Linked DNA regions of Mus musculus: region 2 is linked to region 1. The links are chromatin loops, found by intact Hi-C in ENCODE. Cell type or tissue: left cerebral cortex. All regions are shown on one strand. Each heading gives the region's core, and the rest is flanking DNA. Links, peaks and the distances in the headings are about the cores only.

The links. Peaks named below come from ENCODE experiments on the same cell type or tissue, not always from the same donor. Only the 100,000 strongest peaks of a DNase experiment are listed, where the experiment ranks them.
Region 2: a loop joins it to region 1, with 2.1 times the contacts of the local background. A loop is called at or near these places in 1 of 42 quality-filtered maps.

What each region holds. Positions count from the first base shown.
Region 1 is chr11:84,510,426-84,516,001 of GRCm38, forward strand. It overlaps Aatf (apoptosis antagonizing transcription factor), which reads right to left and starts at 3,076. Exons shown (of 13, transcript NM_019816.1): 1 at 2,867-3,076; 2 at 1,716-1,904; 3 at 1,058-1,153. The coding sequence starts at 2,957. In left cerebral cortex, for the core only: no CTCF peak of the experiment used is centred there; a DNase peak (open chromatin) is centred at 3,207; H3K4me3 peaks cover 1,697 bases; H3K27ac peaks cover 751 bases.
Region 2 is chr11:84,278,790-84,284,365 of GRCm38, forward strand. It overlaps Acaca (acetyl-Coenzyme A carboxylase alpha), which reads left to right. Exons shown (of 54, transcript NM_133360.2): 26 at 77-166; 27 at 1,603-1,721. Among named protein-coding and RNA genes, the nearest start is that of Acaca, 86 kb to the left of the region's middle. In left cerebral cortex, for the core only: a CTCF peak has its summit at 2,695; DNase peaks (open chromatin) are centred at 2,716 and 4,460.

The DNA of each region.
Region 1 (5,576 bases), core at 248-5,247:
TGAGGAAAAAAAAAATGGGGGAAAGGAGTTACCTAGAGAAAAATATCAGGCCACATCTTTCATTCCAGTTAATCTGTGGGAGCTTATATGACAGAACAATCATGTTATTGTGCTCTATTCAACTGCACAAACTTCCTACGTTTCTATCATCTCTAAAATGCTAAAGGAAAACAAACAAAGCATGAGTCCTGGTAGCCTGAAACACACTATGTAGACAAAGCCTGATAAGCTCCTCCAACTATATCAAGGACTGGATCATACATATCATAACCTGAATGACAGATCCTTGGATATTATCAGTAGATTCTCAACATAGCTCCACTGACCTCCCTAAAACAAATTGCATCCTCTCGATATCCATATCTAGAGACTTCTTCCACCTTGAGAAATGTACTACTGCTTAAAACTATAAGCTAGGGGGCTGGAGAGATGGCTCAGCGGTTAAGAACACTGACTGCTCTTCTGAAGGTCATGAGTTCAATTCCCAGCAACCATATGGTGGCTCACAACCATCCGTAACAAGATCTGGCGCCTTTTCTGGAGTGTCTGAGGACAGCTACAGTGTACTTACATATAATAAATAAATAAATCTTAAAAAAAAAAAAAAGTCACACTGTTTAAAAAAAAAAAAAAAAAAAAAACTATAAGCTAATTCTTTCTCGGGAAAGATTGGAAGCATTATGTTATCATTTACAATGACAAAAGGCCAGTTTCACGAGTAACTAATACACAGGAAATCAATAAAAGACCTGAAAAACAAAAAGAGTCAAAATATAAAACGCACCATGGGCATGTGAACTTTTTTAACCACACAGCTCTGTCAATACCCATTATGCTCTGCCCAGTTTCCCCCTCATTTCAGGGTGAGCCACTAACCTGAACTTGGTAACCTCGAGTGTTAGGTTTCTGTTTGTCTGTTTGTTTTTTAAGACAGGGTCTCAGGTGTAGCACATGCTAGTGCAGAACTTACTGTGTAGCTCAGGCTGGCCTTGAACTCCTGATTCCCCTGCTTCAGTCTCTCCTAATTCTGAGATAAAAGAACTATCCTCGCCCTCACCTTCTAAGTCTTCGTCAACATCTTCTGAGATCTCCTCCAGGCCCAGGCCCTCTGAATCCCCATCTTCAGATCCTCCCTCATCAGATGCTTCGTTATCTAAATTATAAGGGGAAAAAAGGGGAAAGGAGTTACCTAGAGAAAAATACCAGGCCACATCTTTCATTCCAGTTAATCTGTGGGAGCTTATATGACAGAACAAACATGTTATTGTGCTCTATTCAACTGCACGAACTCACTACGTTTCTATCATCTCTAAAACGCTAACAGGAAACAAAGCCTAACTGGGCTTTAGCATCCTTTTTTTTTTTAAAGAATTATTTATTTATTTTATGTTTATGTAGCTGTCTCCACACACACCGGAATAGGGCATCGGATCCCATTACAGATGGTTATGAGCCACCATGTGGTTGCTGGGAATCAAACTCAGGACCTCTGGAAGAGCAGTCAGTGCTCTTAACCACGGAGCCATCTCTCCAGCCCTTTAGCATCCTTTTTAAAGTAACATGCTGACCTCTAAGGCCCTTCCAAGTACCAATTCAATGGTCTCTCCTAAATTAAGTGGAGACCCACAGACTTCCAGAAAGAATCCAGAAACAAAACAGTTTAACCATACAGAACTAAGCCAAGAGAAGAGTTTGGGGTGAAAATGTCTACTCACCAGATGAACTTGGCAGAGCCTGCTCCCAATGGTCTTCTTTCCAAGCTTTCCTAGAAGTGGTCTTGCCAGAATACCTTTTGTCGGTGTCCAAGAGGGAGACTGGTGCCAACTTTCTAATGCTACTCACTGCCAGATCATCTTTCTCCTCTTCCCCTTCATCAAACCTGTCAATCACTCTGGCTCTAGTGGCTGTTGGGGAGGGAGAAAAATAGAATCTTAGGTTAGAAAAATACTTTAACAGGAACCCACTTAAGCCATTTCAACCCCACACCCCACCTTCCTGTACTAGGTGAGTACTCTTAGTACTGGGCTCCACCCCAGCCCTTGATTCATTGTGTCCTCTATAACATAACATAACTAACTTACAGGAATAGGGAGTTGACTTCTGGTTTCTAAGGAGACTGCTGTCATATTGCTATCTATTTCTAAACAGAGAGCTAACTCCCTGCAACTACTAGGAGACATGTTTTTATGCCTTGGAACTTATAAATCTAGGAACGTATAAATCTGATTCTTCCTTGCTTTTCCATGGTGTTTTTTATTGTTTTTCTTTTTCAGAGGTTCTGAAAATTAAATCCAGTGCATCAAGTGTTATCGGCTACATGCCCAGGGTCCTTAATTCTTCCTCAATATGTGACAGTCATTGGGTGCTATAGACACTCATGACACCCCTCCAGTTGTCTTTCTCACACCTCCCTGACCCAAGTCTAAAGCACAATTACTCCCAGCCGGTCTCAGAACAGGTTTATGAAGAATCAGTCTGTCATCAGAATGTGGACAAATGGCTTAAGGCCTAAATAAACATGGCTAAACAGCATCGGGTAATCATTTTCATTCTCATGAAGATTTTAGAAGCAGTCAGTTTCAAACACACAAAAACCTGAAACTCATCAGGCTTCTTTCTCCTTTCGAAGGTAATACCAAGAAAAGTGGCATCCTAAACTGCTGCCAGCCGGCTGCCTGCAACTCCCCGCCAGGGTCCTGATGTCCCGCCCACCCCCAGAGTCTAGAATGCTGGATTACTGCTCACGCCACCCTCCCAAGAGACAATTTTCCCCCAGCGAAAAGGGAAGGCGAGCAGGTCCAAGCACCAGCGGCCCTTGAAGTCGGAGCCACTGCTCTGCACGTGGTTAGCCCCAGTCAGGCCTCACCCTCCTCCGGGTCGGCCTCAGGATCCGCCTCACGCGGTCTCGGATTCAGCAACTGTTCCAGCTGCAGAGCCAAGGGCTGCGGCGCCGCCATGGTCACCAGGTCACTGCCGGCGCTGCGCTCGTGAACCTGCACTGCAGCCCGAGCCCCCCGGCCCGACACTCGCAGCAGTGGCGCTACGGCCCAGACTCTACTTGGCAACTCAAGGCGGAGACCTCGCGGAGGCGGCGTTTAGAATCCCAGTAGGCAACTTCCGGGAGGCGCGCGCGCGCCGGAGGGGCGGGGCGTCGCGTCACCACTGGGCTGCTAAGCTGAGACGCAGGCGCCCGAAACCGTGGCAGGGTTGCGAGCCGCCCGAACGCGCGTGCGCCGGAGGCCCCTCGGACGCGCGGCGCGGGAGCGCGCCGGAGCACGTGACCGCTTGGAGCGAGAAAGGTTGATTGTGCTCTGAGCTGCCAGGGTCCCCTAAGCACGAAATAACGCCTCGAGCTTTGTGCGAGCTTGGTTTAGGAATTAAGCGTAAAGTAGCTGTGGCTGCTGGTGGCTGGCTGGTTTGTGAAAGGGAGTGAAGGATAAGCCTCTCAAACCTCAGGTACACACTCGAGCAAGCACAGACCCGGGACTCAAAACGGGGCTTTTCTCAGGGTAGAGGAGCCTGCGGCCAGGCACACAGCTTCGGGCCAGGATCTGAGAGGCCTGCGTGTGTTAAGTGTGCGGCGAGGTGCGATCTTTATTGATAGAAATAATTAGGAATCGCGATGGTTGTACCACAAATCAAGATTGTTTCTGTAGCTTCTTGTACCCTCTTGCCTGGGCAATCACAGGGAGGGGCAGGGGGGTAGAATTACTCTACTACAGAAGCGTTGATATTAACAGCTTTTCTGTTCAAAGATGGAGTGACTCAGTCAGACCCCCGAAACTAGTGAAGATGGGAGAAGAGAAACCCTTCACTCAGTTCTGGTATTAGATGGCCAGACTCAAAATACACAAAGACCTTAATGTGATAAATGTAATTGCACCCAGGCCCATGAAGCTATGCCATCACTTTGCATTCGTTTTTCTTTTCATGGAGCATCCCTTGACGCCCACTACTGTGGCAAGCACTGCTAGATGAAATATAGGATGTGTAAGTTAGACTCTCTCTCCACACAGTGACCAGTCTAGAAGGGCAGGAAACATGAACTGCACCGAGGAATGACAAATTTGAGTGTAAAGTGGTCTGTCTATACTGATCTGTTGGAGGTCTTCCTCCATGGAGACCTAGAATCTACTATAACAGGAAAGCTGCCTCAGAAGAATCCAGAAAAAAAAAAAAAAGAAAAAACGACTTGAATAATAGACACTGTGTCCATGCCTGTTTGTATGTTAAGACAGTCTCTTGCCTCCTACACATCATGTAATTGAAGATGACCCTGAATTTCTTGACCCTCCTGTCTCCACTGGGATTAGAGACATGTGCCTGCCACTACACCCTGTTTATTTAGAGCTAGGGGCTGAACCCAGAGTGTTCTGTACACTAAGCAGGAGCTCTTCCAGTTCTAAGTCCCCAGGCCAGTGCCATTTTTTAAGTATACTCCAGGCCAGCTGGATCCCAAAGCCAGCAACGTAGGCAACTGGTAGCTCCCCAGTAGAATCCACTGGAAGACAATTCAGACACCCTCAGATTCAGGTAGATTTCCGAATTTAAGAAATTTAAGAGATTTCTACTTTCTTGTGGCATGTCTCATGTTCCTGTCCTAACTGGTCCTTGAGTGAAGATGACCAAGCCTAGACAATAGAAAAAAAAAAAGCAACTGTTTTAGGGTAAAGCCTTTCAGACGTGGAGAGCCAAAGAATGTCAGACTAGGCGAAGACTCAGGCGAAGAAAATTGCTGTATGGCTGAGAGTAGTTTAGAGAGCTTGTTCTTTAAGGTCCTCTCCGCTGCGCTTGCAGTCGAGTCTGTGTTAGAGCCTCCATAGCAAAACATGTTCTCTATGAGGTGCAGTAGCCTTGGGCACAGAGAACAAAAATGTTCTCCTACCCCACACTTAGTAAATTCTATTCTCCTAGATCCTCCTCCCTCATTATTTCAGGTGCTTAGAAACCTGCCCTTTAAGGTGAGGAGAACAGGGTGGAAAGAGAAAAGGAAGCAGGGCAGAGCCCACCTTGAAGCTGTTGTGCATACAGGACACTGTTGGCCTGTGTGAGGCAGATCTGAGCAAACAGTGTAAGGTACAGGTGCCCCGAGCCTGCTTACCAATGCTCCCTCTCCTGTCTGCTCCTGACTTGGGAACCCATTTTTTTTTTTTAGGAAGTAGTCACATATACCCCAACCACCACCCTCCCAATTGCTTTCCTACCCCAGGAATCTTCTTCCTGGAAGGGAGGACAGAGGAAGAATGGTAGAGCTTAAGATGCAATTAAGGGAAGTGAAGACATGAGCGAGGGAGAGACCACTCAAAGCTCAGGAGCTCCTTCTTTCTTGAATGGCAGGTAAAGGACTCCAGCGGGGAGTGCTACTGGACTTGGAGGGCCAGTAAAGGGCAGTGGAGCTTCCGGAAGAAGTTTCAACCTCTTAAGTGTAGGATGGTGAACAGATGGGCTGTGCAGAAAGGGGCTTAAAAGTGAGCAATCTGCCCTGCGGAGAAAAGACAGGGGTTTGGGGTTCACCTCCCTCTTATCTGCTCCCTGAACTGCGAAGTGGCAGGAATAGCCATGGGTGGGCAGAGGTG
Region 2 (5,576 bases), core at 173-5,172, 230 kb before region 1:
ACCAGAACCATGATGCTCATTCACCAGCAGAATTCTTAGATCTTACTGAGAACGTCAATATCCTTTTGCCTTCCAGAAACTCATCCTCTCGGAAACATCTATTTTCGATGTCCTCCCAAACTTTTTTTACCACAGCAACCAGGTGGTGAGGATGGCAGCTCTGGAGGTGAGTGTTGGTGTGTCACACGGCCTTTCCATGGTTTTTATGTCTGTTCTGCTGTCAGTTCTTTTCTCTTCCTCTTTTCTTCTGAAATGCTGAATGCTCAGAGTCAGGTGCTTTAGCTGATGTTTTATCTGCATTCATTGCCAGCTTCTGGGTCAAATAATAGGGAAACGGCTGCCAGGTTTTCCAATAGTCTATTCTGTCCAGGTACTTGAATTTTTCCATTTTAGAAAGAGTTAAGACTCACAGTAGCATAAGTGAAAGCTGTATGGTTGATCCGCACATATTACCGTACCGTTTTGTTACTAGAGCCAAATATTAGTTCTGCCGTGAACTGCGGTTTGGGTGCTTTATGTTTTCATCTAACCCTACAGCTGCTTTATAAAGTTAAAAACAAGTAAGCAAACAAACACAAACGAGGCTGTGAGGTCAGGGGACTTGCCAAAGAAAACCACATATTAACCAGAGGAGTTTGCATTTGGTCAGCTTGACTCCAAAGACTTTTGCATCACAGCACACCACCTCATTAAACACAAAAATTGCAGACCCTGAATGATTTCTTAACATTGTCAAGTAGATATATTTTGAAAGCAGTAGGGAGATGTGTTTTCAATGATTTCATGTAATAGAAGATCACATAGTCTGTTGCTAGCTTTCTCAGATAATTTTTATTTGTATTCTGTGGGTAAAATGTAAAGTATCAGATATTTGAAATATCTTGGTGTTTTTCCAGGCTTTCATGTCGTCTAATACGACGCCTCCTTCTGTGCCTCTCATGCTGACAGAACCTCATGTAGCATTGCATGTGCTTGGCAAACTGAACATGAAGTTTGGGGTGGGGGGCTGCTGGGTTTTGCAGAGATGCAGTCTGTTGCAGTTTCTTTAAGTACTGAATCAGGTTAGTGAGTTTGAGTTGTTGTGTTACATTATGCCTCCTGCTTTTACATATGGTTGAGGATAGAAATGCTTCAATACTGACCTGGAGCAGTTAAGATGGGTGGAGGGGTATAAGATAGATAAAAAGTTGACCATGACAGTGATTTTCTGTTTTCCCTCTTAATTCCTCAATGTAGCCTGGAATCAGCACCTCTTACTTTTCTCACTAATCTTCTGTTGGAACCGTTATGCTAATAAATTAGTAGTTATGATTCTGTATGGTGTCTTTTGCTAAAGCTAAAACTGCCAGTGTTTAGGGTAATAGGAAAGGTTTGCCATGCCCCTGGGTATGCAGCGGTGCTGCCTTGTTTTCATTTTATTTTGCTGTAGTTAGAGTCATAGGTAAAACATTAAAACCCCAGCTTTAAGGGTCTTGCACCCTCTTACCTCACGGCAAACTGCCATCTCGGTAACAGATGTGTCTTTTCAAGACGTCCTTGGTGCAGCCATTGTCTTCATTTCTGTTTTCAAAGTGTATTTACTGAGGATTACTTTTTAACCAGGTGTATGTTCGAAGGGCTTACATTGCCTATGAACTCAACAGCGTACAACACCGCCAGCTTAAGGACAACACCTGTGTGGTGGAATTTCAGTTCATGCTGCCCACATCCCATCCAAACAGGTGAGTTGAGCTGGCACATGCACCTGAGCTAGCCAGTGACCTAGTAAGGTACAATTAAGAGGGGCACTAAATGCCAGTTCCTTGATACTTATAGCGAGAAATGTAGGTAAACAAATGGGCAGACTTGAATGAACCCTGAAGGAGGTGCTTCTTGATACCTATGTCTTCATCTGGGGAGATACAGTATGGTTTAGTTATGACAGATGGTCAGGGATATCTTGTTCATTCTTGCTTGTATAAGTAATTAAAGAACCTCCTCCCTCTCTCCCTCCCTCTTTTCTTTCCTACCTTCTTTTTATTCCTTCTCTTCTTTCCCCATGAGCGTTTGACTTGCCAGACCCTCCCTACCACTCCAAAATAAGGCAGTGGTTGAACAGGCAGCAACCTGTGTACAAGTTCTGCTTTGGCCTGCCCTTGTGCTGTCTGTGGGCTGGTCCACCTGACCAGTCTTTGCCTCCCGTAACACTGACACCTGAATTTAGCAGTTGGAATTTCATCAGCCATTTTTTAAAAGTCATACTTGAGAGCCAGACTTTTTGAATATAAATTAATGACTTAATTGGCCATCTAGTTCCATTATTTTTCTTTCCCTAAGTCCTTTAAAATGTGCATATTTAAATTTGTTTTGCTTTGGGTTTAAAATGAAAATAATTTATTTATATACTTATTAAAAATATTCTGTGGCAATGAAATTCCAAGAACTCCAAGCCATACATATGTTCATCCCATCCTGTATTTTTATTGTTTTTAGTAAGACCACAGGAAATAAAAATACCACAGCCAATCATACCCTGCTCCTCTCCATTTCTTCTTTATTGCCTTGGTCCTTCACTGGTGTTACAAACCACTATGTCTTTGGGGATCCTTCGTTATAGACATCAGAAATGGTTTTGTTCTGAATTGCCACTTCACCCAAAGCAATAGGGCCTTTCTGGAGACAAAGCAGTCTGTGCTGAGAGCGTTGGCCACTGGATGCCACTGTTGATCCAGCAGCGGTCGGCAGATGAACAGAGGCATCTTCAGGAAAAGTACGTCTCTTCTTTGTCTTAGATGATCCTTTCACTTTTCCACCTCAAAAAGTGTCTTGTGGCTGGCAGAGAAAAGCATATATCCTTGATTTAGCAAGCATCTCTCAGTACATTTTTGCCTCTGTGGATTTCAGAATCTCATTTTCTAGAAACGAATGGTTGTCCTTCATCGAACAGCGAAGTACTTGTGGCACATACGGGCTCCACATCAGGTCTTCTTTCTTTTCCTGCATTCCTTGAATAATTGTAGAGAACTACATGCTATACTTAATGCTTTGTAATTCTCAAGACAACCTCTCTTTTTTCCTGCTTTTCTCCTGCCTCTTTCCTGTGGCAGTGATTTGTAGTCAGCCTGCAGAGCTCCTCCTGACTTCCTTCCACATTGCTCCCCTGGTCTTTTGAATTGTTCTGACCCTATCTTACTTTTTACATTTATGTGTCTGTATCTGTGTGTGTAAAGACAACTTGCAGGAGTTGATCCTCTCCTTCCACCATGTAGATCTAGGAAATGAGCCTGGTCAGCCATCGTGCTTGGCTGGCAAATACCTTTATTGTCTGAGTCATCGCAGTAGCCACATCTTTTACAGTTTGAATCTGTATGTCTAGTTTCGAGAAAAAAGTTGACTAGAAATTGAAATGCTTAACTGTTTCATTTAGAAGCCATGCTCACCTTTCTACATAAAGGTGGTCAATCTTATTTTATCCTGACATGGATCCAAAATATTTTTGTCCCTCCCAACATCCATAATGTAAATACCCCTATGGATAAAGGTCAGATTTGAAAAGAAGTATAATCTATAGATCCTGATGTTTTTCTTGATCTTGTGGGTAATATTAAAGCTGCAGGAATGCCATCACTATTAATAGAAGTGGTATTTCTATACCTATGCAGGTAAAGATAAATGTAAAGTAAGGATAAATAATCTTTGTGAAAACCATAAAAACTGCTGGGAAGTGGCTTAGTCAGTAAAGCTCTTACCACACAAAGATGAGGACCCAAGCTTAGATCCCTAGCACCCACATTAAAGACAGGTACAGGGCATGCATTTGTAACCCCATGCTGAGGAGGAAGAGGCAGGCAAGCATGTGCACACACACACCCCAACCCTCAAGTCTATAAAATGTGTAAATTTTTTTAAGCTCTAAAGCCATTTTTAGTTTATGATCAGATGATAACATTCGATCATGGAAGGATATATTTAATTTCAACGAAAATCTTATTCAGAAAGTTACAGATTTGCTACTTGATTTAACATTGGGTAAGATTTTATATTTGCATATATATATATATATATATATATATTTATAATATTTGAAATTATAAACATATTCTGATACCAATTGATGTACTATAATTTAATTTTGATTTCTACCCAAAATCTGGTTTGATCAAAACTATCAGATAAGTGCTCACCCCCCCATGGAGCAGCCCCAGGCCGCCCACAGTTTTGTCCAGTGCTCTACAGAGCTGGTAGTCTCTACAGCTTCTCGTTGAATAAATAAGCTTCACAATTTTATTTGCAGTTCTATCAAATTTTTGTTTGTTGAACAGGCTCTCACTATGTAACTCAGGCTGCCTGCCCCTCCCCCCTCCAATTCACAGTCCTCCTGTCTCAGTCTTGTGCCTGCTAGGGTTATAGTGTGGCCATTGTGCTTTATTTTAGCTGTATTATAGAGAATATAGATCAGAACCAGGCAAATAAAACATATGGAGGGAAGTGTGGGAGGGCTTCAGATGCAGCTTCTTTGTTCTTTTTCTGCGGAATCCAGGCACGCCACATTCTCAGCACATCAATGTGTTCACTAGCCAGGAAACTCCAACAAGCTTGTGTCAGGTTTTTATCAAGGTTTCATTTCATAGGCACGATTGAGCAAATCATAGGCCACACGAATGTACTCAATCTCTCCTCCCCAGAGGTCAGGTTAGCATAAAGCCGTAACCCTCTAAGCACATAGTTGGTGTTTCTAGTGACTAGCTTCTATCTGGAGTCATGTGACCTCTTAGCATAAGCTCAGATAGGATGCATGAATAACAAAATACTCTCCCAGTGCTTGGGAAACTCCAAGGATTTGGAGTCTTTCTCCTGGCAGCTGAACAATGGCTGAAGACTTACAATAAACCTGGTCACCTTTTTAAAAAGCTTAGCTAATTTTTCTAGCCTCAATATTTTTCTTTCATTCTGTTTTAAGGATGGTTGGAATTATTTAAGGGGTACCTTGAAAATGCACGTATTGGTATCCTGCCTTCCAAATTCTGATTCATTTTGGATTAGGGTCCCGTCAGTGACTGTAAACTTCCTCTGATATTCAGCACTATGTAGTAGAATCTATTTCAAACCATATACATAATTTTAAATTTCCTGTTAGCTACATTTGAAAGTACAAAAAGAAACAATTTTAATAAGTCATTTAAACCAGTAGATGTGAAATATCTTTTAAATATATAATAAAAATTATGAATGTAATATTTTTTATTTTCTTATTCCTACTTAGCCCTTGAAATTCAGTTAATTTTACCCGGGTAGCATGTCTACCAGTAACATGTCTAATATTCATTCCCTAACTACATTCAGCTAGCTACTGCCATACTATTCAGCTCAAATCTAGACCAAAATTTAATTAGAACAATAATATTGAGTCCTTTTGTTACATTTATGGTATAGTCCCTAGGAGAGAGGGAGAAAAACACCTCTTAGGTTGCTATTATTAGTAGTTGTAGGAATTATCTGTACCAGATGCAGATTTACATTATAATATTTTACACATGCTTCAATAATTACTGTCAAAATAGAAAATATACAGAAACAGAGAATCATACATATATCAG